Linked DNA regions of Homo sapiens: regions 1, 3 and 4 are each linked to region 2. A link is a contact called in ENCODE Hi-C or POLR2A ChIA-PET data. All regions are on one chromosome and are shown on one strand. Each heading gives the region's core, a stretch centred on a gene start or an enhancer-like site at or near the end of the contact. The rest is flanking DNA. Distances are from core to core; before and after follow the strand shown.

Evidence for each region. Hi-C counts contacts between places; a loop is a spot of excess contacts on that map. ChIA-PET counts read pairs that join two places held with the same protein, here RNA polymerase II (POLR2A). Pooled maps may share reads with other maps.
Region 1: a loop to region 2 is called in a pooled map, with 5 times the contacts of the local background. The contact joins the promoter of REEP3 here to the enhancer-like site in region 2. A Hi-C loop is called at or near these places in 7 of 50 pooled maps.
Region 3: a loop to region 2 is called in a pooled map, with 1.8 times the contacts of the local background. The contact joins two enhancer-like sites. A Hi-C loop is called at or near these places in 2 of 50 pooled maps. POLR2A ChIA-PET finds 5 or more read pairs at or near these places in 2 of 52 experiments (OCI-LY7 and PC-9).
Region 4: a loop to region 2 is called in a pooled map, with 2.7 times the contacts of the local background. The contact joins two enhancer-like sites. A Hi-C loop is called at or near these places in 1 of 168 maps with a recorded cell type or tissue (gastrocnemius medialis) and 7 of 50 pooled maps. POLR2A ChIA-PET finds 5 or more read pairs at or near these places in 1 of 52 experiments (endothelial cell of umbilical vein).

The regions. Positions count from the first base shown.
Region 1 is chr10:63,518,160-63,524,535 of GRCh38, forward strand. REEP3 (receptor accessory protein 3) reads left to right here and starts at 3,242. Exons shown (of 8, transcript NM_001001330.3): 1 at 3,242-3,418. The coding sequence starts at 3,387. It also overlaps a transcript of JMJD1C not described here. RefSeq lists an enhancer at 2,438-2,487 and a silencer at 2,878-3,927.
Region 2 is chr10:62,044,563-62,050,418 of GRCh38, forward strand. The region is part of intron 4 of ARID5B (AT-rich interaction domain 5B); the gene reads left to right. Among named protein-coding and RNA genes, the nearest start is that of ARID5B, 150 kb to the left of the region's middle. RefSeq lists enhancers at 1,867-1,916, 2,047-2,186, 2,977-3,036, 3,617-3,686, 4,307-4,396 and 2 more. Within about 2 kb of position 1,274, at least 10 of the 41 ENCODE cell types and tissues checked have a DNase peak (open chromatin) inside an H3K27ac peak, as active enhancers do; they include endothelial cell of umbilical vein, where a contact is called at or near this core.
Region 3 is chr10:63,222,704-63,228,843 of GRCh38, forward strand. All of the region lies in intron 3 of JMJD1C (jumonji domain containing 1C), which reads right to left. It also overlaps the pseudogene TATDN1P1. Among named protein-coding and RNA genes, the nearest start is that of NRBF2, 92 kb to the left of the region's middle. Within about 2 kb of position 3,153, at least 3 of the 41 ENCODE cell types and tissues checked have a DNase peak (open chromatin) inside an H3K27ac peak, as active enhancers do.
Region 4 is chr10:63,703,976-63,709,844 of GRCh38, forward strand. No RefSeq gene overlaps it. Among named protein-coding and RNA genes, the nearest start is that of REEP3, 190 kb to the left of the region's middle. RefSeq lists an enhancer at 2,938-4,137. Within about 2 kb of position 3,401, at least 11 of the 41 ENCODE cell types and tissues checked have a DNase peak (open chromatin) inside an H3K27ac peak, as active enhancers do; they include endothelial cell of umbilical vein, where a contact is called at or near this core.

The DNA.
Region 1 (6,376 bases), core at 1,992-4,491, 1.5 Mb after region 2:
TGAGACACAGTCCAATACACAGAAATTATAAACACCCTCCACTAAAATCTGGGCACTTTTCATGAGAGACTCTTCTCAGATGAAGTTACTCTTACTTTAGATCAACAGTTCTCAACCACATCAGATTCAATGTGCCCCTTGCATAAAATATTTTCCAACTTCTGCTTTACCACCCTGAAACAAAATAACAATATTCCTACAATTTCAAACAAATCCATATACCCTAAATAAGAGTGGAAAAGAGACATGAAAATGATTTATAATAACATATATTTCGACGTGGGGCAAAACTACACTAGAAGACTTAAAGAAGTAACTAGTAGCTGAATATATCTATGAATGCAGAGCTGTTTGTGATACAATTTTCCAAAACTGTAAACAATTCTTGGTCAAGTTGTGAACAAAACAATCTTCCTTCAATTCACATAACCGTTGCATGTGGAAACAGACTCAGTTAAAATTCAGTCTCAGTTAAAATCATGATGCAAGATGGAGGTTCCAGGCTTTGATAATTACAAATACTACATGAAAGTCAGGCAGATATTCTTAAATCATGCAAGACATGGGGACACTTTGTTCAGGACTGTCCCACACCTCTCTAGCCTTCACTCAACAAATGCAAGTTGTTAGCTCCAATCATTACAACAATCTAAAAAATGCCTTCCAGTTTCCCCTTGGAGGGCAACACCAAGCTGGACCCACCGCCTTAAACACAGTTCCGCTATCTATCCCAGTATAATGTAAACAAGCTTGGGAAGCATGAATTAGATCTCCAGTTCTGTTACCAATGACCTATGTGATCACCCGCCAGTTGAGTTAACTTCTCTAAACCTCACTTTCCATGGTACCAAAAGGGAATAAACGCTATATGGCTTTTTAAGTTGTCAGAATGACTCAATGACACGTGTATAGCACATAGTAGGTGGTTTCCAACCCATGGCCTATTGAGATGTGAAAAAAGGCACTGTTCCAGGTAAATAGAAAGAAAGCAGCAAAAAGTAATCTAAATGTGGAAGAGGCAGAAGATATAATAAGCATACAAAATGAAACTTAACGCACAGCAGTCTAGGGACATTTCAGAGAGCAGCCAGCCATCCTACCTAGGTTGCCTTCAGCAACCCCTGAAGGCATTAATGTACTAGGATTAGCTGAAATAATTAATATTCACAATGATGACCTCCAAAGTAAAAAGGCAAGAAAGACATTTTTAAGAGACTTCCAATGTACGTGGCTGAAATTTTTTAAATCTGATGCCTAAAGAGTGACTGTATTTCACAAACATTATTCAAATTTTTATTGGACGTTTACCCTATCTGAGGCTAGATAGTTGGAAAACACAAAGAAATCTAATACACCATGTCTGTTCTCAAACATTTTACCATTCAGTACATTAGACATGGTAGAGGCAGAATGACACAGATAAGAAATAGAAATTCAAGTAATAAATTATGAGAGCACAGACAAAATTAGGAATAATTGTCCCTGAGGAAAACCAAGGATGTCTTCATGGCACAGGCCACTGAAAAATGAGAGTTCTGATAGGTACAGAATGGGGAGCAAAGTGTTAAGGGAAAAACGAAATCTGGGCAAAAGCACTGAGCATGAAAATACAGGTTGGCTGAAAGAAGAGAGGTAGGGAACGGGTACATTAGGAGTTGGGGGTGAAAGTAGTAAAAGTAAAGGCTGTAAAGCTATTTCAGGACCTTTCATGAAGGGATCTGAATGATATTCAAATTCATTTGAGTTTTATTGAACAAGAGAGTTCGCCAAAAAACTGGTGCTTATGCAGCACACCTGATCCTCAAATAATGCTGAATAATGGCCAAAAATAAAAGATTCAGAGTTAAATGCAAATTATTACTCAAATTCCTGAAATAAAAAGTCTTGACATGAATTAATAAGCGAAAAGAACCTAACCCAAGAGTAGAAAGTAGCTTCTGAGCTTGTTTCTTAAATAATGAAATATTACCCAATTTATTGACTGAGAACTGAAAATAATTTAGGATAATCTGTTGTGTCCTTTGATTGTCTTCCATGCAAGTCAGAGTATTTCCTAAACATATTATTTAGCAGTGCCTCATATCACCCTTGAAAGGCAAGAGACAGACTACAGTATTATTACCCCCTTTTTATCACAGGGAAACTGAGGAACAAGAAGACAAAATTACAGTATGGTCACAAAAGCCATCATATTTTCTAGGACTTTAATTAAAGGCTCCAAGCCTACATTTCATCTTTTATTCTTCGCACCATCTGAATACTAGAATTATCTTTTACTATCGTCTTAACTGGAAAAAATAAAAATATCTAAACTTTAACATCATTTTCTCAATTTGGTACTGTCACAAAAAAAAAAAAAAAACAGTTTTAAAAGTCTGCCCTTGAAATGATATTTGCAAGAACAGCAAGGTGTAAGCAGTAACCCAACCTCCAAAAAATACAGTTGTAAATCTTACAGCTGTAATATAGTTGTAAATCTTAAGACAGGTCAGGAATCCTAGACCCAGCCTTTACTTTGAACATCTGGCAGGCCTCAGGGAAATAATGGAGATTCGTGTCTGTAAACAGTCTTTGCAGATGCTCTGATGAAAAGGTGCCCTAAGAGGCCCAGAACAGTGGTATCACTGCACCCACTACTGCAAACATGAAATCCTCCTCTGTCCCTCCCTGCATTGCACCACGAGACTCGTGGCACACACGGAGGCCTGTGCAAGAACCTCTCGACGATTCCTTTAAAATGTGGTAATATAAGGACGCCTTTGGTGCTGGGCCTCCGTAAACACTGAGGATACCGGATGTGGCCAGGCACACCTCAAAGTCTTGGCTCTCCAAAACCAGGGCCTGGTCGAGAGTTTTATTGGACACCGAGTTCCTGCGAATATCTCACTTTTCACACAGGCACTGCCAATCCCTACCCTCCAGTACCCTTCCTCAGCCTCCTGCCCCACTCTCGCCGCGAGTGTGGGCGTCCCAAAGAGCTAAGGAGGGTAAGGTTGGTTAGAGCGCAGGGGCCAAGGCCGCGGCAGCGAGGCCGTCCAGCGCGGGCTAGGATCCCGCCAGCCCAGCCCTGGAGCCCGGCCGCCTGGCCCCAGCCCTGGCCCGGGCCAACGCGCCGCCGCCACCGCCTATCAGCGGAGCGCAGGGGCGGGGTGCTGTCCGGACTAGGCTGCCGGGCCGGCGGGCGGGGGCGGGCGGGGACGGGCGGGGGACCGACCTCTGCGCAGCCCAGGCCGCCGCGCGCACACACCGGGCCCGGCTCCTGAGGGCGCCAGCGCGGCCCCGGGGAGCGCGAGGAGCCGGCGAAGCGCGCGGCCTGCCGTTGGCGGCCTGGTCCGCAGCGCCCTGCGCCCACCCGCCCCGGACGTGGGGCCCAAGCCCCCGTGAAGATGGTGTCCTGGATGATCTCCAGAGCCGTGGTGTAAGTGCCTCTCACTGCGCCCTGCAGCCGGCGCGAGGCCCAGGGGAGCTGTGGGAAGGGGAAGGAGCCGAGAGGAAAGGGAAGGCCTGGGCCTGGGCGGGGACGGGGTAGCCCGGCCTCGGGCCTGCCGAGGGTCTGGGGGAGCCCTCGGCTTCCTCACCTTGGTCCACGTCGCTGCGGAGCTCCCTGCGACGGCCGAGGGCCTAGCTGCGGCGACTGCGGCTGCGACGGCGGCGGCGGCTGTGGCGCTGCTCGGCTGCGTGCGGTGCGGCGCGGCGCCCCTGCTCCGGCGGCGCTGGGTGGGCAGGCGCTCAGGGCAGGCGGCGCGCGCTCCCCGCTCCTGCTCCCCGCGCAGCGCGGCACCGCCCTGCGGGCCCGGGAGCGGCGCGCCTCGCAGCTGCTCCCTGCGCAGGCTCCGCAGACGCCGAGCGCGGGAGGCTCCGCGATCCTCCCGAGGATGCGACGGCAGTGCCGAGCCTTTGTATCCCGCGGCTGATGCGTTGCGGTGTCTCTCTTGGCGGCTGATTGCCATTCGGTCACGTGTGGTAGGAGGAGAGATTTGTCTAAAAACCGGAGACCGCTCCCAGCCCAGGATCCCTGGGAAGGGTCCTAGTTTTCCCAAGATTTGCAGCTTACCGAGAAAGGTGACACCGGCTGCTCGCCCAGATCCCCGAATTCGGCCCTGTCTCGGCGGAAATATTTGCTAAGTGATTGAAAGGCTGCAGGTGCCTGTTGCCTTTGTTCAAATTATGGGTTCATTTCATTGTTCTCCTACCAACAAGTGCTACAGGTCTGTAAGAAAAAGAAATTCCTTGAGTTGGTGGTGTTAATCGTGTAAATGTATTTGAATACAGTTTAAACTGATTTTCTCTCATCTCCATTTTACCCCTCTCCCCGATTAAAAAAAAAGTCACCAAGTAAACAATGACGTAGTTACAGCTAGGGCCTATGAATTCATTATTCACCTCTGTAGTAGTGTTATCTCAGAAGGTTTCATAAAGGTATATGAAAAAATGTTTATGTGAGGGGGCAGGCTTCTCTGATAAGCTTTAGAATTTAGGAAAAATAACATTACCAGACTTTTTGTTAAAAGGAGCTAGATTTTCTGAGTTTGGGGTTTATTTTGTTTGGAAGTGAATTACTAGCCCTATTTAATCAGATTTGCAGCACAGCATTCAAAATTTTTCATTTGATTAAATCGCAAAGTTTCTAGTTTTAAAGCCTCAGAGCTTCCTGTGTTCCCCTGTACGAAACTAAAAATCAAGATATAAACAAAAGGATACCACAGATGCCTTCAGATTGTTTTTCAGCCTTTTCCTGGCCTCTCTTTTGAGTCTGTCATTTATCTAATTCAGGCATACCTTTCTTGACCTAGTAGATGTCTATCAACTGTTGTGTCCACACCTAGAAAATCAAGTGCCCTATTAAGAAGCTGTACTTTACAAAAAAAAAAAAAAAAGCCTCTGGATTTCTTTGACCAGTTCTTCAGCTGACAGAAAATTGTGAAGCACTTTTAGACTTTTGTTTTTCATAATTGCCAATGAATATGAATGTCTGTTCTAGGTGCTACCTATAACACAAAGGTCAGTAACACGTAGTTGATCATGGGAATTGACAGTTTGGGTGCACAGATATCTGCAGTACAGGTCCAAATGTCAACTCTTGTAAAAGTTACACCCACTCTAATACCCAGTGTTGGACAAGGAAGGGATATCTGGTTGGAGAATCAGAAAAGGCAAGGGAGATTACGTTTCAGATGGGCCTTAAAGAATAGGCCCAGTAGAGTGGCTCACACCTGTAATCCTAGCACTTTGGGAGGCCAAGGAGGGAAGATTGTTTGATCACAAGAGTTAGAGACCAGCCTGGGCAACATAGCGAGACCTTGTCTCCACAAAAAAAGAAAAATTTAATTAGCTAGTCACAGTAGCTCACACCTGTAATCCCAGCTACTCAGGGACTGAGGTAGGAGGATCGCTCAAATTCAGGAGGTCAAGGCTGCAGTGAGCCGTGATCGTGCCACTGCACTCCAGCCTGGGCCACAGAGTGAGACTGTGCCTCAGAAAAAAAACAAAAAAGAATGGACAGAATCTAGGCAGCCAAAGATGAAAAAGGAAAGGATTCCAGATATAGGGACCGGCGTGAGCCAAAGCCCAGAGGAGGAAAAGCCCAGATTAGTTACAGTGGGCGTGAGGGACTCGGGTGGGGAAAAAGCAAGCTGGAAAGGTAGCCTGGGGCCTGTTTTCAAGAAAGAAGGGGTAAATGTTATAAGGCAGCAACAGCTTTGCTTTGGAAGATTCTCTGCCCTTCTGTGAAATGATTGGCAATGGAGACCTGGAAGACAAGGAGACTCCTTAGGAGGCTCCCTAACTGGAGAGAGGGGATTAAAGCCTCTCTCCAGTTAAAGTACTTGAGCTACAGAATGTAAGGTTTGAGGCTAACGACAGGGAGCAATAATGTGAGGAAGAAAATGTCATGAAAAGAAATGTATTTCTCAAGTGTCAGGAACTGTTATTTTGTGAGCCGTGAACACATTAGCACATTAGAAAGCACACTTGTAGAGAATATAAACATCATTCTATTTTTCCTCTTTACTCAGTTTCTCTCTCTAAACATGAAAGAGCAATCACAGGATCTACACAAACTTGGAAACCTTTTTCACACCAGGAGGTAGAATTTACTTGATTCTTTCTAACCCACTGAGACAACCACCTCCTCCTGAGCAAGATCAGACCCTTCTCTCAACATGAACCTCTGGTAGCATGGGCAGGGAACCTCCATAACCAAAGCACCCTGTATGTAGAAGCACTTTGTCCCAAGATCCTGCACTTTAACACCAGAGAAATTAGCCCTGGACACCACTCTTTTTTTTTTCTTTTTTGAGACAGAGTCTCTCTCTGTCGCCCACGCTGGAGTGCGGTGGTGTGATCTCAACTCACTGCAACCTCCACCTCCCAATTC
Region 2 (5,856 bases), core at 24-2,523:
GGGTCTCATTACATTGCCCAAGCTGGTCTCAAGTTCCCGGTCAAGCAATATTCCCACCTCCCAAAGTGCTGGGATTACAGTCATGAGCCACCACCAGGGCTTCATCTTTTTAATGCCTTTATCTGAGAAAAAATAATTACTCTGAAGAGGAAACTGTCAGAACAATTGCCAAATAATGAAACTTTTGCAGTATTGTGTTTCCATATCTATTGTTCAAAATTCATCATCAGAGTTAGAACGTCGCGCAGGATCAAGTTGTGCTTGTCAATGGCCCAGTGTGTTTATATCTCATACAATGCAATTGCTTCTCAGGCATTTCTGTTGGGTGTGGAAGACTGATTTTGGGAAAACAGAATGAAAATAAACTTGAATATTTCCTAAATTCGTATGTGATCAGTGTTTTGTGAATTTGTAGAAAGATTCAAACAATTGAATAGAAATTTAATACCAATGGTCACTATATGAAATATAACTGTGGATTTGAAATAAAAATTTCAGGGACTTATTTATGAATTTTTAAATATTGGCTTTAAGTTAAAGCCAAAATGAGGTCTGAGAGCTTCTAGTTTTCTTTTGTTCCCCCACATATTTGAAAACTGAAATTCTGTAAGAGATTATCTGTGAAATGCCTTTCTTTCATTACACCCATAAATTTTAGGAGTGGCTTTGATCAAGCCTTCTGCCATTCTTGGTTTCTAAGTCTTTTACTCATACGTTAATAACTTTAAAAACATTCGTTCTATTTTTGTTGTAATGAAAGAGGAAGTTTCCAAATAGTTAAAAGGGAAACATTGAAAATAGAACACAGTAAATGATAACTAAATTAGGGTAGGTTACTCCTCCCCCCCGAAAGAGCAATGCTCCATGCTGAAACTTGCCAGGGTATTTTTTTTTTTTTTTTTTAGACGAAGTCTTGCTCTGTTGCCTGCCCAGGCTGGAGTGCAGTGGTGCGATCTTGGCTCACCACAACCACCGCCTCCCGGGTTCAAGAGATTCTCCTGCCTCAGCCTCCCGAGTAGCTGGGACTACAGGTGCACACCACCATGCCTGGCTAATTTTTGTATTTTTGGTAGAGACAGGGTTTCACTATGTTAACCAGGCTGGTCTCGAACTCCTGACCACGTGATCCACCCGCCTCAGCCTCCCAAAGTGCCCAGCCAGTATTTTAAGATTATTGTCTGAAAAGAAAATGTGCCAGAGAATTGATATCCTCAGAGGAAAAGCATTACAGAAATGCAGGGTATTATCAGTAACGCATACTATACATAGAACAATGTTTGTCTTCCCTAATACTGTGATCAGTGGAGTTTTGTTTTCTGGCTCGTGTTTAAAAGACACACGCAACTTGCAAATCGAATGAGTTAACGCTCCGCCGACTTCTCTAGACATTGACCTCGGGGGTCAAACTCTTAGGAAAATTGTGCTGGTTTTCCATTCCCCTGATTCCAGTCCCTACCAACAAGTAAATCCTATCTCTGAGTGGAAGCTCACAAAGAATTTCTCGAGAGAATATGTAGCTGTGTTGGCAACAAGTCTCTCTGCAAAATGGGAAGGAAGAGTTGTTAACTGATGAGTCAATCCAGCTTTTATAGCAGTTTATCTATCTTCGTGGTATTTCCAAGAGCATAAATGCTATTAAAAAAAAGAGACGGTCATGACAGGAAGAACACAGTAGAAAAAAACAGGAACATTTAAGCCAAAAGCAATTTACTTTGCCAGTAACTGGTTACATTTCCCTTTGTTTTATTATTATTATTGCAAGAGTTGGGGTTGACATAAAAGTTTCCCACACCTGCACTGCCCTGCCATGTAACTTGTGTGAACCCGTAGTGAAATAAATATATAAACAAATTGTCTGCAACTCAGCTTCTAGACCCTTTAAGAAAAACAAACTTGTTTTGCTATATTGTTGAGAAAATAGACTATAATTCATTAATATTTGAAGGAGTTTAAAAAGAAAAAACAAACATGGGTTAGCTGTCAGAGTAGCCTGGAGCTCTGGAGGTAGCTTGATTCTCTGAGGATTAACACCTATAGAAATAGCAGTGACTTCACAAAGGTGAATAGTTGTTAATTTCTTGGCACTGAGTAAGAGGAACAGATGGGCAGTCAGAGGGGAAAGATTTTTTTTTTAAACCACAGAGATCTTTCACTGATTAGGCAGAAGAGTCAGTGGCCCACTGGTTAAGGAGGGTAATATGTAGGGCTCTCTGACTAAGTTTTATTGGCCTTAGTGGGAGTCTTGCCACCTACTGCTGGGTCAAGACTAAAGGGGACCCCACTCGCTGTCAATTCTGTCGGACAGTGTTTCCTGTCTGGGGTGGGCTGCAGCACCCTCGTGCTATGTAGTACTTGAGTGTTTTCATTTGCGGAGAGCTCCCTGGTGACTGCCAGCCCAAGTTAGTATGAATACTTCATTTTGAGGCAATGTGTGTGTGTCTGTGTGTGTGTGTGTGTGTGTGTGTCTGTGTGTGTGTCTGTTAGAGATAAGTTGCTTAAAGCAGGGGCTCTGGATAAAGTCCAGTTGCCTGTGTTGAAATCCTTCTGCTGCCAGTAACCATTTGTATGGTCTGAGACAAGTAATTTCATCTCTGTCTCAGTTTCCTGGTCTGTAAGATGGGGATAAGGATCATGCCTTCCTCTTTGGCTTGCTGTGAGTTTTAGTGGAATTATTGTATGCAAAGCACTCAGAAGAGTGACTTGTACAGAGAAAGTGCTCAGAAATGGTTAGCTACTATTATTATTCACTTAGCTACTCTTATTATTCATGTATAATACTGAAAACATTCATGCAAAGAGCATTTACTGAACTCTGTGATAAGCCAGGCCAGTGAATCATATACACACGTAAAAGTAACAGTACGTCTATTGCTTTGCACTGTTTTTTTTCTAATAAAACTGACTGAAGCCAGATATGCTATCAGTAAGGGTACTGCTCTCTCCCTAGCAGAGCTTTTTCTTGGTAGAGATCAGTCTCACCTAAAGAACAAGAGCTGGTCTAATTCTGGAGTCTTAGGATTTAGGTTCTGTCAGTAAGTACATAGCACTGAGCTTTCAAGGAGAGGGCAGGTGTAGGTCCTTGCAGGGTGGCTGGAAGGAGGTGGGGCTGTCTCTTACATGAGTGAATTAAAGTCCGCAGACCCATCCCACTCCTGCCCACCAGCACACCATAATGCACCTGTTTTCACTCACTGACCTAGCAAATGACAGATTATGACTCTAGAGGGACAAAGATGTGGCCTGGGGACCAGAATTTTTGCTGTCCCCAAAGCCAGTCCTTCAATACCAAAACTTTACCTGGAGTCTTCTGAATCCAAAAGGTCTCTGATTCGATTGCAGAGGCACCTACCCAGTCCTTTGTGTTCCATTCCCCCCACCCCGTACTTTGAATATTTGTGCTCTTCAGGGTGTTTGTGCATTGCATGTGGGGACTAGATTATAGCCTTACTGAGATACCAAAGGCCTTTGGTTTCCTGTCTCCATTCCCAGTGCAAACTCAAGTCACCAGTTTATGTTTCCAGAGCATAAGCATAAGTAGTAAAGGTGAATGCAGTTTTACAAGTGCCCAGTGTGACAAGTATACCACGTGTGAGGTTGGCGGGACCAGTCTATGAGGACAGGAAAGAACAGTATGTGGGCATCTTTATTTCCATTAGTCACTTTTTCATTCAACAAATACATGTTATGCAATGCAGCCTTTTGGGTGTTGTGCTGGGCAGATAAAAGACACATCCCACAGGGTCTTGCCCTTAAGGATTCTCCAGTCTGGTATAATAATATGCCAAAAACCACAGCTAAAGTACAAGGAGTACAGTGATATGTTCCATAAGAGAAGGAGGGAAAAAAAGTTCAGAGGGGAGAGTAGGAGAGGAATTTGATTTTGAGTCCTGAATGACTGGTAGGATTTGCCTAACCATACCTGAAATACGCAAGTACTTGCCTTACTAAGAACAAAGGGCTTTTTCTCTTGATCAAATCCCATTTAGAGTTTACGTTTGTGTGACCAGAATATTAGGTGCTAGTCTGTTCTAAATTTGTAATTCTCAGAATCTGCTGGGGGAGTACATGTGCTTCTCTGGGTTCTGAAAACAGCTCAAAGAATGGAGAAAATAAACCCAGTTTGGGGATGACTTCTTGTCAGTTCCCGGAACCTTTGCCTTTATTTAAAAACAGCATGTTCGATGCAAGTTCTGTCGAAAAGGCCTTTGGGATTTGAAAGCTTTTCTAGAAATAAATGCCTTTTAGGTCTAAGTGCTTTTCACCAAAATGCTAGGAAGGGAAGATCATAGTAACAAGTCTTAGAACAGAGGGGATATTGTTTTGTTTGTTTTAATGAAATGCCTGCGACCTGCTACCCCAAGTTTTGTTTGTCAGCTTTCTGCTCAGCTGTTATTTTGATAAGGGACTTGAAAGTACATCCTTCCCTCGCGGTCATTAAAGTCTTAGCACTTGGGTCAGTTGTGGAAACACTTCTGTGCTACACAAAGTCTTCTAAACAAAACAAATAGTCCATGCCCTGGCTCCAGGCTGCGGACCGTGTCAAATTCATGGAACGTGGCATCGTGCTCTGACAAGGAGAGCAAGAGGTCAGGATCCACAAAACAGGCCGGATGAAATCACCATCTCCGTGCGGGGAGGTGGAGAGAGCAGAGCCCTCCCTGCCAGTCTGGCAACTCCAGCAAAGTCCTCAGGCTCATCCCACACACTCGGTGCTAGTCACTGCTGTGTGTTTACATGAGTAATGGAGCTGCCGGGGGAGGGGAGTTGTAAGCAGAGCGCTGAGCCTCGCAGCTCGCATTCGGAGGGAAGCTGACATCCACACCAAGTCGAGACTTCCAGGGATGTGGCCGGGGAGCAGTCACATGCTGTAGCTTTCATGAGCACAGGCATCAGTCAGGCAGATGTTTGTCGACTGGAATGGGTAATCGCTACTTTCTCTTTGCTTGATTTTTGTTTGTGAGCTTGTTTACCTTTGGTAATTCCAGGCTGGCTTTCTGGGATGGACTTTCAGACCAGCGTTTAGGGGAATGAGAGGAGAGAGCGGGTGTGGGAAGGGGATCCTAAGCCCTAAAGCCTCTTTTTAAACTTTTGCCTCTCTGATTTTAAAGGCAGTTCTGCTTTACTGAGCTTCCACCAACAGTAAAACTGTTATCCGGAGGAGAAAATCAAATTAGTAGGATTAATTGTGTTTGTAAAATGAGTACAGTGTAAAAATGTCCTAAAACCACTGGTTAACTGCCTAAGTAAGATTAACAACAATCAAGAAGGTTCATGTTGTTTAGATTTGACATTGTCATAATCACTCCTTAAGTAATAAAAAGTGTGGGTGCCTTGAAAGGTCTGAAGGAAATTGTTTAGGGTATAATTCATTAGCTTGGAGTCATTCTAGGGGTGGTTGGTTAGTTGGTTGTTTTTAATTTTGCTTGACTTGGGTGACTGATGAAGTTAAATGTGAAAGCTGATGCCGGATAGTCATAGCTCTCAATAAACAGCAGCCTTTTCCCCCTACTTTCTGTGTAGATCTTAAAAGGAACAAGCTCAGCATCAAGGATGAAATAGAACTTTGATTTGTATCTTGTCTTTTCAAAAGTGTAACCCCCATGGAATCAGGCTAACCCCAGTGTAATCTTTGGATGTTATATTAAATAAGCCTTAAGATCTTCATAAAAATATATTGAAAAGGAAAAGACAGCATGCTGATTTAAATGTATCTGTCAGATTTGTTGAGATTTGAAACTTGCTGGTTGCAGTATTGTTAGTAAATATATGTAATAATGTTTTCCAGCTTGCTGTTGTGAATGCCCCTCTCTCTATAGCTATCTCTCTACTTATCTGTATGGTAATTTGAGAGAATGC
Region 3 (6,140 bases), core at 1,903-4,402, 1.2 Mb after region 2:
GCTGCTTTGATTGACTTGGATCTTTATATAGGATTTAATGGTTGCTCACTGAAAACTGAAACTAATTTGGAAGTTTTGAAGTCAATTCCTAGTGAAAAATTAATGATTGAGACAGATGCACCTTGGTGTGGAGTCAAAAGTACACATGCTGGATCAAAATATATAAAAACTGCATTTCCTACCAAAAAGAAGTGGGAAAGTGGGCACTGCTTAAAAGACAGAAATGAACCCTGCCATATAATTCAAATATTGGAGATAATGTCAGCAGTGAGAGACGAGGATCCACTGGAATCAGCCAATACACTATATAACAATACTATTAAAGTATTTTTTCCTGGAATATAATTGGTATATGTCTTCCACTTTCCATCATGTATGTAAAATTTCATAGTAAAACTTACCGATAGTTTCAGTAAAGAAATTATCTGCAAAAAAAAAAAACCCAAACAAACAAAAACTTCCATACATAACCATCCATATACCTTTTCCATAATATAGGGAATTATAAACTGTTTTTTCTGTGCTGTTTTTTTTTTTTTTTTTCTGAGACACAGTCTCACTCTCCCAGCCCGTAGTGTACTGGGCACGATCTTGACTCACTGGAATCTTCGCCTCCCAAGTTCAAGCGATTCTCCTGCCTCAGCTTCCTGAGTAGCTGGGATTACAGGCGCATACCACCATGCACAACTAATTTTTGTATTTTTAGTAGAGACGGGGTTTCACCATGTTGACCAGGCTGGTCTCAAACTCCTGGACTCAAGCGATCTGCCCACCTTGGCTTCCCAAAGTGCAGGGATTACAGGCATGAGCCATCACGCCTGGCTATAAACTGTTTTAAAGAAGCATTGCCAACACCGTGCAGACAAGTACACCTTATAAAACCAGTTGACTGTGTTGGAATTTTACAACTTATAACTCATTTATTTATATCTTATTTATTCAACAGGTTAAAATAATGGGCTATAAAACCAGTTGCCTATGTTTAAATTTTATAAGTTATAACTACTAGGATATATAATCTATTTCTTCAACATTTATTTATAAATATTTTTTGTTTTGTTTTGTTTTGAGATGGAGTCTCACTCTGTCGCCCAGGCCGGAGTGCAGTGGTGCAATCTCGGTTCACTGCAACCTCCACCTCCCGGGTTCAAGAGATTCTCCTGCCTCAGCCTCCTGAGTACCTGGGATTACAGGTGCCCACCACCAAGCCCGGCTAATTTTTGTATTTTTAGTAGAGACGGGGTTTCGCCATGTTGGTCAGGCTGGTCTCAAACTCCTGACCTCTTGATCCGCCTGCGTCCGCCTCCCAATGGGATTACAGGCATGAGCCTCCGAGCCCAGCCTTATAAATATTTTTTCAACAGGTTAAAATAATGGGCTCTATTTCCAAGATCATTAAACAATATACAAATATTTTTCCAACAATAAACCATTAATTATCTAGCGGAAATAGCATACCATTAAAAACTGTTAAATTGAGTCCCTTTACTGATAATGACTTTATGTAGGTTCAAACTCTGGTCTCTCAATCTCCTCATCTATAAAGCAGAGTTACTAATATTTCCCTCTTTTTCTATCTTAATAAATGTTTTAATAAGATTTTTTCTTATGTACAAAAATTAGCTTTCTTAAAATATCTAATTCTGATTTATGACATTTGAGTGCTGAATGATGTGAACTACCTGGTTAATTAAAACCCACAAAAAGTATCCCAATGCACTGCCTGATTTATGACAGGCATTGTTGTTGAATTCCTCCCCCTCGTCTACATATAGTACTTTGTAAGTTACAGGGATTTCTGTTACATCATCATTCCCATTTTAAAGAGGATTATTAAAGGTTAAATGAGCAAATCTTGAAACAAAGCCAAATAGGTTTTTTATATATATATTTACTGACTTGAATAATTTTGTAAAGGTGCTAAATGTTAGACAGAAGTCAACAAGGCTGACTTACAGATAAGAGAAATTAAGGGTCTGGAATTAAAAACTAGCTATGAATATCCACTATCTTTCACAGAATTTAAAAGGTCTTCAGCTGTGCCTTGAGCTCGTGTGAGATTAAAAATCCACTTAATGGGCCGGGTGCGATGGCTCACACTTATAATCCCAGCACTTTGGGAGGCCGAGGTGGGTGGATCACGAGGTCAGGAGTTCGAGACCATCCTGGCCAACATGGTGAAACCCCATCTCTACTAAAAATACAAAACCTAGCTGGGTGTGGTGGTGGGCGCCTGTAATCCCAGCTACCAGGGAGGCTGAGGCAGGAGAATCGCTTGAACCCAGGAGGCAGAGGTTGCAGTGAGCCGAGATTGCACCACTGCACTCCAGCCTAGAGACAGAGCGAGACTCTGTCTCGAAAAAAAAAGAAAAAAATCCACTTAATGGCACAGTCTTCACATTTCACACTTTAAAGACAGTAACTATAAGTAGTTACCTATATATAGTTCTTATCTTGAATAACTAATACCTATTAATTTTTCAAAAACAAGTCACCTAAGCTAATTGAAGAGACAGGACCCTCTATGAACCTCTCCTCCTATGTAAACTGTATCCTATTTGAGCTACTAGTTATAACCTCCAGCAAACGACAAATGGAAAAAAATCAGTTCACTAAGCATCTGCTTTATTAGAAATGTATACAGAACACAGAAAAAGTTCAAAAAACATCTTAAATGAGGTTTGGGGGTACATCAGTCACTTGTGTGTTGTTCCTCCTCTTGCAAAGATAGACATGAACTCTAATTGAACATTAGTGAGACACCTTAATGTACTGATACACAAAAATAGCTACCATAAGGCCAGGCGCGGTGGCTCACACCTATAATCCCAGCACTTTGGGAGGCCGAGGCAGGTGGATCACCTGAGATTAGGGGTTCGACCTGGCCAACATGGTGAAACCCCGTCTCTACTAAAAATACAAAAATTAGCCAGGTGTAGTGACACACGCTTGTGAATCCCAGCTACTGGGGAGGCTGAGGCTGGAGAATCACTTGAACCCGGGAGGTAGAGGATGCAGTGAGCTGAGATGGCGCCATTGCACTCCAGCCCGGGCAGCAAGAGCGAGACTGCATCTCCAAAAAAAAAAAAAAAGCTAACCTAAAGGTGCATTTACTATGGCAGACACTATGCTGGGTACTTTCCATACAGTATCAATTGTAACAACTTTGTGAGCTGATATACACAGTATGTTCAGAGAGGTTCATGGTTACAAGCAGGAAGTGACAGAGCTGTTATCTGAACTTAGTTCTGTGACTTCCAGGGCTCAGGTTCTTCTCCCCCACCCCCCCCTTCCCTCCACATACACTCTCTCTCATTAGCACAATCAAAAGAAATGAAAGTTTACTATTATTGCCTTTTAAAATTTGACACATTTCTTTATATGTAAGGGGTAAAAGGCAACATTATCTTATAAACTGAGGCTGACTCAAAAGCAAAGAACAACGGGTGGAAGATACCTTTCTATAAACTTCTAACACTGGTTATGTGACATTCCACATATAGAAATAGTCAAATACTCATCAAAGAGAGGAGACTTAGGGTGGCAAACTCATGCAATCTTATAATCAGAAAGTGTAAAAGAGAAGAAACCTCACTTTGGTGATGTACCTTAGTCATGATCTACAAATACCCAAATGCTGTTTTTTTCTAGGTTAACACTGTGCTGAATGACTGCTTGGATGATCAAAATAAAGGTATTTTTTCACGTGTACAGGAGGGGATAATGGGGCCGGGTGCGGTGGCTCACACCTATAATCCCAGCACTTCAGGAGGCCAAGGTGGGAGGATCCCTTGAGTCCAGGAGTTCGAGACCAGCCTGAGCAACATGGCGAGATGCCATTGCTACAAAAAATTTAAATATCAGCCAGGCATGGTGGGGTGCGCACCTGTAGTCCCAACTACTCGGGAGGCTGAGATGGGAGGATCACTTGAGCCCAGGAATTCAAGGCAGCAATAAGCTATAATCGTGCCACTGTACTTCAGCCTGGGCGACAAAGCACAACCCTGTTTCAAAAAAAAAAAAAAAAAAAAAGAGAGAGAGAAGGACATGATGGAGTAAAAGGCTGAAATCAGGCCGGGTGTGGTGGCTCATGCCTGTAATCCCAGCACTTTGGGAAGCCGAGGTGGGTGGATCACCTGAGGTCATGAGTTCAAGACCAGCCTGACCAACATGGTGAAACCAAACCTCATCTCTACTAAAAAATACAAAAAAAATGTATTTAGGTGTAGTGGTGCGCATCTATAATCCCAGCTACTCGGGAGGCTGAGGCAGGAGAATCCCTTGAACCTGGGAGGCAGAAGTTGCAGTGAGCCTAGATTGTGCCACTGCACTCCAGTCTGGGTGGCAGAGTGAGACTCTCAAAGAAAAGGTTAAAATCAGGCTGGAATGTGTATTTTGACAGTAAGACTACTGTACTAACATAATTTTAGGTGATTATGTACTTTCTACTTAATTCGAAAGAAAAAAATAACCATCTAGGTAATATAAAACATAAGCTCAGAACACTAAAATATTCAGATATGCCTAGTTAGGTTTAATGACACCAGTATTATGAAAATGTTAAAAATATACACAACTCATTTCCTAAGATAATAAGGTAGAGTGCTCCTTGCCAGTTCAAGAAATATATTATTTATGTCACACATAGTCTCATTTGACTGCTGACAAAAAACCAACAAAGGGTGGTTAGTTTCTAAGTGACAGAGAAGACTGGCTTAATAACGTAACAGATTTGCTCAAAAGTCTCAACTGATGTCTAGAGTAGCACTTTCATTTTAGGATAAAAGAAATATCACAAAACTGCAGCAGTTTCTCCTCCTTTGGACAATTTCTGATAGATAATGACTGAATGCTCACTTTCAAATTGATACTGATATGTGTGGCTTATTAATGGAATGATTTTCCCCTCTGCTATAAAACCCTTGACCTTTGTGGTAACATCCAGTGTGCTTTCTTAAATTCCATTCCATGACATAAATTTCTCCATAAAAACCATCTTTGATAGTATAAGAGTTACCATAAAAGCAATTATTTTGTATCCTGAACATCAGATTAGGTGATTGAACATGTTTTGCCATACCAGTTTCGCCAGTCATAAATTCATGGTTTAGCAAAACTACAAATAGTTGCTTGTTCTTAGATCCCTGAGATTGCTGGCAACAGTTTTAAAACGTGAATGTTAAGTCCACAAGAGTGACATTAATTTTTACCACACCACATCTTTTTAACTTATACAAGAATCCATTTTGCTAATAAGGATTTGCTGGGACAAGAAATATATAAAGTTTGAAAGTTGCTACAGGGGTGCTCAAAAAGCAAAGCTGTCTATACCACCTGCAGTTAACTAAATGAAGGTACCGCTGAAGGCTTCCATGTATTTTCATGAATTATAATAAGGGCTAGCAAACATTTTTTGTAAATGGCCAGAAAGTTAATATATTAGGCTTTATGGGCCATACCAGTTGTCACAACTACTCAACCCTGCTGTTACAGCAGAAAAGTAGCTAAAAAAATACCATAAAAATACATAAATGAATGAGCATGGCTATGTTCCAATAAATGTTTCTATATTAGCATTCTATGAAATTTGAATTTCATAGAATGTTTAGGTGTTATGACATATTCTTCTTTTTGAGTTTTTTTCAACTGTTTAAAAATCTAAAAGTAACTGGACACAGTGGCTTGTACCTCTAATCCTAGCTACTCAGGAGGCTGAGGTGGGAGGATCCCTTATGCCCAGAAGTTCAAAGCTACAGTGAGGTATGATCACTGTAGTCACTGTACTCCACCCTGGGTGACAGAGGGAGATCCTGTCTCTAAAAAAATTAAAAAGGAAAAGATAAAAACAAGAAGCAGGCTGGATTAGCTTGTAGGTACAGTTTGCCTTTTCCTAATTAAAAACAACAAAACAGAACAACCAGTATGAAGCAAGATTAAAAACTTCTACATCAATGTATCAAATACAATTTTAAATATACTAATGCAATTTGATCTAACTGACTGCAAACTCTTATTTCCACAAATGCTTGAAATATATACAATCAGGAGCACAGGAAATTAAATCAATACCAAATCCTTTTCACCAGTAAAGACAAAAATATCTTAAGGTAAATACATTATTTAAACTTTCACAAGTAAAT
Region 4 (5,869 bases), core at 2,151-4,650, 1.7 Mb after region 2:
GGAGCTGAAGCCAGAGAAGGGACCTGTCTGTCACCTGAGAAACCATCCAAGGTGGAGGAGCTGTGGCTTCAGGCTTCTTCCCACTCCTCATCTCCTCTACACTCCCAAGCCTGCGCCTCACATTGCCCAATCACAGAGGGCAGCCAGTGACACTGGAGCTCAGGAAAGGCAACCTGTTGAGGTCAGCTCCTCGTTGAAGAACATATAGATCGGAGCTGGATGGTCAGTGAGGCGGGAGGGGAGGCATAGGAAATGGAAAGGAGAAGAATGGGTCATATTGTGAAGAGGCTCAAGACACACATAAAAGTCACCATCTGACCCTGAGTCTCTTGATCCCCATTACTGGTGAAATCTGAGTGCAGGTTTAGGAATCCAAGTGGGCAAGGATCACGAATCTGAAGGTTTTCCAGAGGCTCCCTGTGGTTCTTGGAGTACCTGTTTAAGCTCCCTTCTCTTTAGGACTTTCTGGTTTTTCTCCTCTTGCCAACTGCCTACACCACTACTTCCTTGTTTAAACTTTCCCTGCCATCACTGGTCAGAATTATATGGGTTTACCAGGGAAAACCTGAAACCTTCTTCAGCTAGCTCACAGCCTTGGTTGAAGGTTAGATTAATCAAGTCAAGGATGTTGATGTCTTCACAAGTGTTGCTTAAGCCTTAGAGGTGGGATCAGGTCTTCTTCAAACACCTGCACAGGAAATGATCCCTGAGTGCTATGCTGGGCTTTTTGCTCCACTGTCAAGCGCTCATCACATACCACCAAATATTTTAATTATGTGTTTAATGTCTTTGCAATTCTACTAAAATGTAGATTTCTTGAGGATAAAGCCTGTACCCTATGGAACTTTACATCCCAGAACACTGTGCTACTCAAATATTAGGTATTGAAGTTTTTGATCAATCGAGAGGTAGAGATCCATCAAACAGAAAAGATAAGCTCTAATCTCTGTGGTTTTGGGTAAATTAGTCTAAAGTCTCTGAGCCTTATTTTAATGATTTTTAAGATAGGATTTTAAAGCATTCTTCTGTGACCTGTTGTTTCAAGTACAACACAAGTAACTAGAGGGCAAGGACAATATCTTATGTTTTTATGTAGAGCATCTAGCACATTGTCCTGCACAAATAAGATGCTCAGTACATGTTTAGTGAGGAGCGCAAATAAGATGCTCAGTACATGTTTAGTGAAGAAAAATTGAAAACAAGATTGGCCAACCTGCAATGTGGATAAGCCTTTTTTTTTTTTTTTTTTTTTTTTTTGAGACAGAGTCTCACTCAGTTGACCAGGCTGGTGAAGTGCAGTGGTGCGATCTTGGCTCACTGCAACCTCCACCTCCTGGGTTCAAGCGATTCTCCTGCCTCGGCCTCCTGAGTAGCTGGGATTAGAGGCACATGCCACCACGCCTGGCTAATTTTTGTATTTTTAGTAGAGATGGGATTCACCATGTTGGCCAGGCTGGTCTTGAACTCCTGACCTCAGGTTGTCCACCCACCTCGGCCTCCCAAAATGCTGGGATTACTGGTGTGAGCCACCACACCCAGCTGGATAAGCTTTTAAAATTTTTACATTCTTTAAAATTTTTCTATTTCTGGCCAGGTGCAGTGACTCATGCCTGTAATCCCAGGACTTTGAGAGGCCGAGGCGGACGAATCACCTGAGGTCGGGAGTTCAAGACCAGTCTGACCAACCTGGAGAAACCCCGTCTCTACTAAAAATACAAAATTAGCCAGGTGTGGTGGTGCGTGCTTGTAATTTCAGCTACTCAGGAAGCTGAGGCAGGATAATCACTTGAACCCAGGAGGCAGAGGTCACGGTGAGCCAAGATGGCGCCACTGCACTCCAGCCTGGGCAACAAGAGTGAAACTCCGTCTCAAAAAAAATTTTTTTTTTCTATTTCTGTTTATTATATTTAAACAGTAAGAGTAACTTAGGAATCTACTTATCAGGGATTGCAAACTCAAATGCCTACCAGAATCAAGTAAGTAATGTGAAATGGACCTGGTTAAGACAAAAGGGAATATAGTTGGCTCTCCATATTCTCGGGTTCTGCATCCACAGATTCAAGCAACCATAGATTGAAAATAACTCAGAAAAAAACCTCCATTAAAAAAAGATACAACAAAAAAATTTATACACATTTAAAAATACAATATAACAAATATTTACATTGCATTTATATTAAATACTACAAGTAATCTACAGGTAAAGTATGCGAAGGATGTGTGTAGGTTATATGAAAATACTACACTATTTTAAATAAGGGACTTGAGCAGCTATGGACTTTGGTATCCACAAAGGCCCTGGAACTAATCCCCCATGGTCGCCAAGGAGAGACCGTAGTGGGGGCTGTGGTGAACTGGAGATTATTGAAAAGAACATTAAATGTCCTCACTAAAGGGAGCAGCAGATATTCTGTCCTAATCAATTACTGTCATATGGGAGAATGGCTCCAATGTTGTCAGAACTTAAGGATATGTATTTTTTAATATTTATTTATTTATTTTGAGATGGAGTCTTGCTCTGTGGCACAGGCTGGAGTGCAGTGGCGCCATCTCAGCTCACTGCAACCTCCACCTCCTGGGTTCAAGCGATTCTCCTGCCTCAGCCTCCCGAGTAGCTGGGATTACAGGCGCCCACCATCACGCCTGGCTAATTTTTGTATTTTTAATAGAGACGGGGTTTCACCATGTTGGCCAGGCTGGTCTGGAACTTCTGACCTCAGGTTATCTGCCCACCTTGGCCTCCCAAAGTGATGGGATTACAGGTGTGAGCCAGCGTGCCTGGCTTGAACTTAAGAATATGTATAAAATTTCTCTGCGTTTGTGGCTAGATTAGCCAGTTAGGAGATTCTGCTAGTATCAATGCACGCATTAAAAAATAATCCCTTGTATATTCCCAGGTGTTAATGTTAACATTTCTTATAAAGGCACTCATTTAAGATGCTTTGGAAATTAAGACATGGTTTTGGAACTTTAATTTTTCCCGTCTTCCTTTCCAGTTTTAACTGGAATACTTTATTAGTGCAGCTCTCTGTTGCATTCAGTTTACTTGCGGAGGTGGCATAACCATAAGGCAAAAAAGAGAGCTGTTAGCTATTGCTGTGCTTTGACTTTTTATTGATGAAAGCACTAACTGGGTAGTTGTTTTTTTTCAGATTATTTTCTACAACGATTATTATATAAGTAATGATAGGCTTTCAATCAATTATCTAAAAATTGCTTACATGTAGAGACTACAAAGATTATGGATATGCTAATGTTTAGATGTGGTTAGCTCAGATAAGTGCAACACACTGTTGGCAAGGCTGGGCTTGAGTTCTTGTGGCAAAACAACCAGTTAATTTCAGACACAGAAATCCTCTGTGTACCAGCAGAGAGTAATGGCTCAAGCAGAGCCACTTGAGTTTCATAAGACCTACTCCAATTTGCTGTTGATTTGATCTTGAGGGGAGCTAATAAAGGTAGTAAATGAGTCATTTTCCAGCATGATATAACTAGAATTGGTTCTTGGCCCAGAAAGATGTGAGTCAGTTTAGTCCTGACTCAGTTCCCAGTATGATGCACAGTGACTCATTTCCCTATGTGATGTCATGTTTGTTCCTTATAAGATTTGACCTCCTCATTGTTTTGTTGTATTTTTTTAAAAGAAGAAAAGGAGAGTGTTGTAGAATAAGATGAAATACTCCAAGGAATATAGAATCAGACTAATAAATAAAGCCTTGATATTCTCACAATGAGCCTGAAGGAATAATTAAACTTTAAACACCTATATTGTTGTTCCCATCTATTTAGATTATTAATTTCCAAACAGCCTAGCTATTAGGCAACATTTGATTGAAAACATTGCACGTGTAAAAGGAAAAAGAATTGCTATCACAACAATTCAATTATTTGGTAGATACATTTATAAAAGACAGCTGCATTTGAAAAAGTTGACAATAGATGGTCAGATTAAAGAGGACACATGAATGGATCTTTCTAGAAAGATACATTCATTTATACACAGAAGGTAACCAACAATGGAATGTTTCTTATGAAAACCGCATTTTCAAAATATGTAGAATTTTAAAATATACTGTGTAAAAATGGCTTTGTCAACTGTGAATGCAGTTCAGTGTTCATGGCTTGTGTTGGCGATTAAGTTTGGAGGCTGAGGAGAAAAGCAACTAAAGCATCTCCGACATTGTTTGGTGAAATGTATTAACTTTGGTGACCTCCTCAAGGCAGACCAATCTCATCCTCAGTAGGTAACTATACCGATAAAGTCAAAGCTATGTAAGTTAAGGTTTGTTTTAATGGCAAGCAATAGAAACCCCTTTTAACTAACATAAGCCAAAAAGGGAATATTGGATGGTTGAATAAAAGGAGGTGCATAATAACTAAGCCTCAGAGCACTTTGGGGGCCCCTCATTAGGTACTTCTAGACCTTCTATGGTTCTGTTGACTGCTAACCCTGCTCCAACAACCTTCTGTATCTGTTTCTCATAATTTACGTTTCAAATTCCCAGAGGATGATCCACTAATTGGCCTCACTCAGTAGGTGCATCTCCCTTTGGGACAATCATCCCTGACTGAGGGGCTAGCTGCACGATTCCCTCTGGAGAACCGTTATGAGCAGCACATCCCAACTTGTGTCTGTACAGAGACTGTTTTGTTCTCCAACTTCCTTCTCTTCCAGCCCCAGTCATAACACTGTTTTCATCTATCCTGTAGATGAGTGCATTCAAAGTTCTATGTTTACAGAGGTCACCGGGGGATCTCGTTAAAGTGCAGATTCTCATCCAGTAGACTTGGGGCACTACCTGAGATTCTGTATTTATAGTAAATTACCAGGTGATGCCAACAATGCTGGTTCTGGAACTGCGTTTTCAGGAGCAAGCCTGTATTAGGTGTTCTTGATGCCAAACTAGTATCTATTCTCTCCTCCCCCTTTCCTGGTAGCAGAGAAGTCTTTATCTAAGGATCCACTTCCATCCCTATACAGTCCATGTGCTTTGGGGGAAATTAAACACACTCCTAGCGCTCGTGATGGGTACCAATTGCTTTAAGCTAATCAGTCATTCAAGGTGATTTCAATGTCCCAGAACCTGAAACAGTGGCTAATATGTAGTAGGTATTCCATAAATATTTGTTCAATGAATATATGAGTTGATGTGAGCATAAATGTGTGAATTAAGGGCCAGGCGTGGTGGCTTACACCTGTAATCACACAACTTTGGGAGGTCGAGGTGGGCAGATCACTTGACCTCAGGAGTTCGAGACCAACCTGGGCAACATGGTGAAACCTTGTCTCTACAAAAAATACAAAGATTAGCCAGGCATTGTGGCGGGTGACTGTGGTCCCAGCTACTTGGGAGGCCGAGGTGGGAGGATTGCTTGAGTCTGGGAGGTGGAGGTTACTGTGAGCTGAGATCGTACTACTGCACTCCAGCCTGGGTGACAGAGTAAGAACCTGTCTCAAAACAACAACAACAACAACAACAAATATGTCAATTAAACTTACTCGATTTAGGTGAATCTCAGGACACTGGCTGGAATGCTGGTCTAGAAGCCCTCTTTGCCATCAGATGTAACTATTAGAGACTTGATTGTGACTGTCAGCATTTCTACAACCATTGGGAGAGTCAGCCTTAAAAAAAGGCTGACACGGCTGGGCGCAGTGGCTTAACGCCTGTAATCCCAGCACTTTGGGAGGCCAAGGCCGGTGGATCACGAGGTCAGGAGTCCAAGACCAGCCTGGGCAAGATGGTGAAACCCCGTCTCTACTAAAAATACAAAAATTAGCCAGGTGTGGTGGAGGGTGCCTGTAATCCCAGCTACTAGGGAGGCTGAGGCAGAGAATTACTTGAACCCAGGAGGTGGAGGTTGCAGC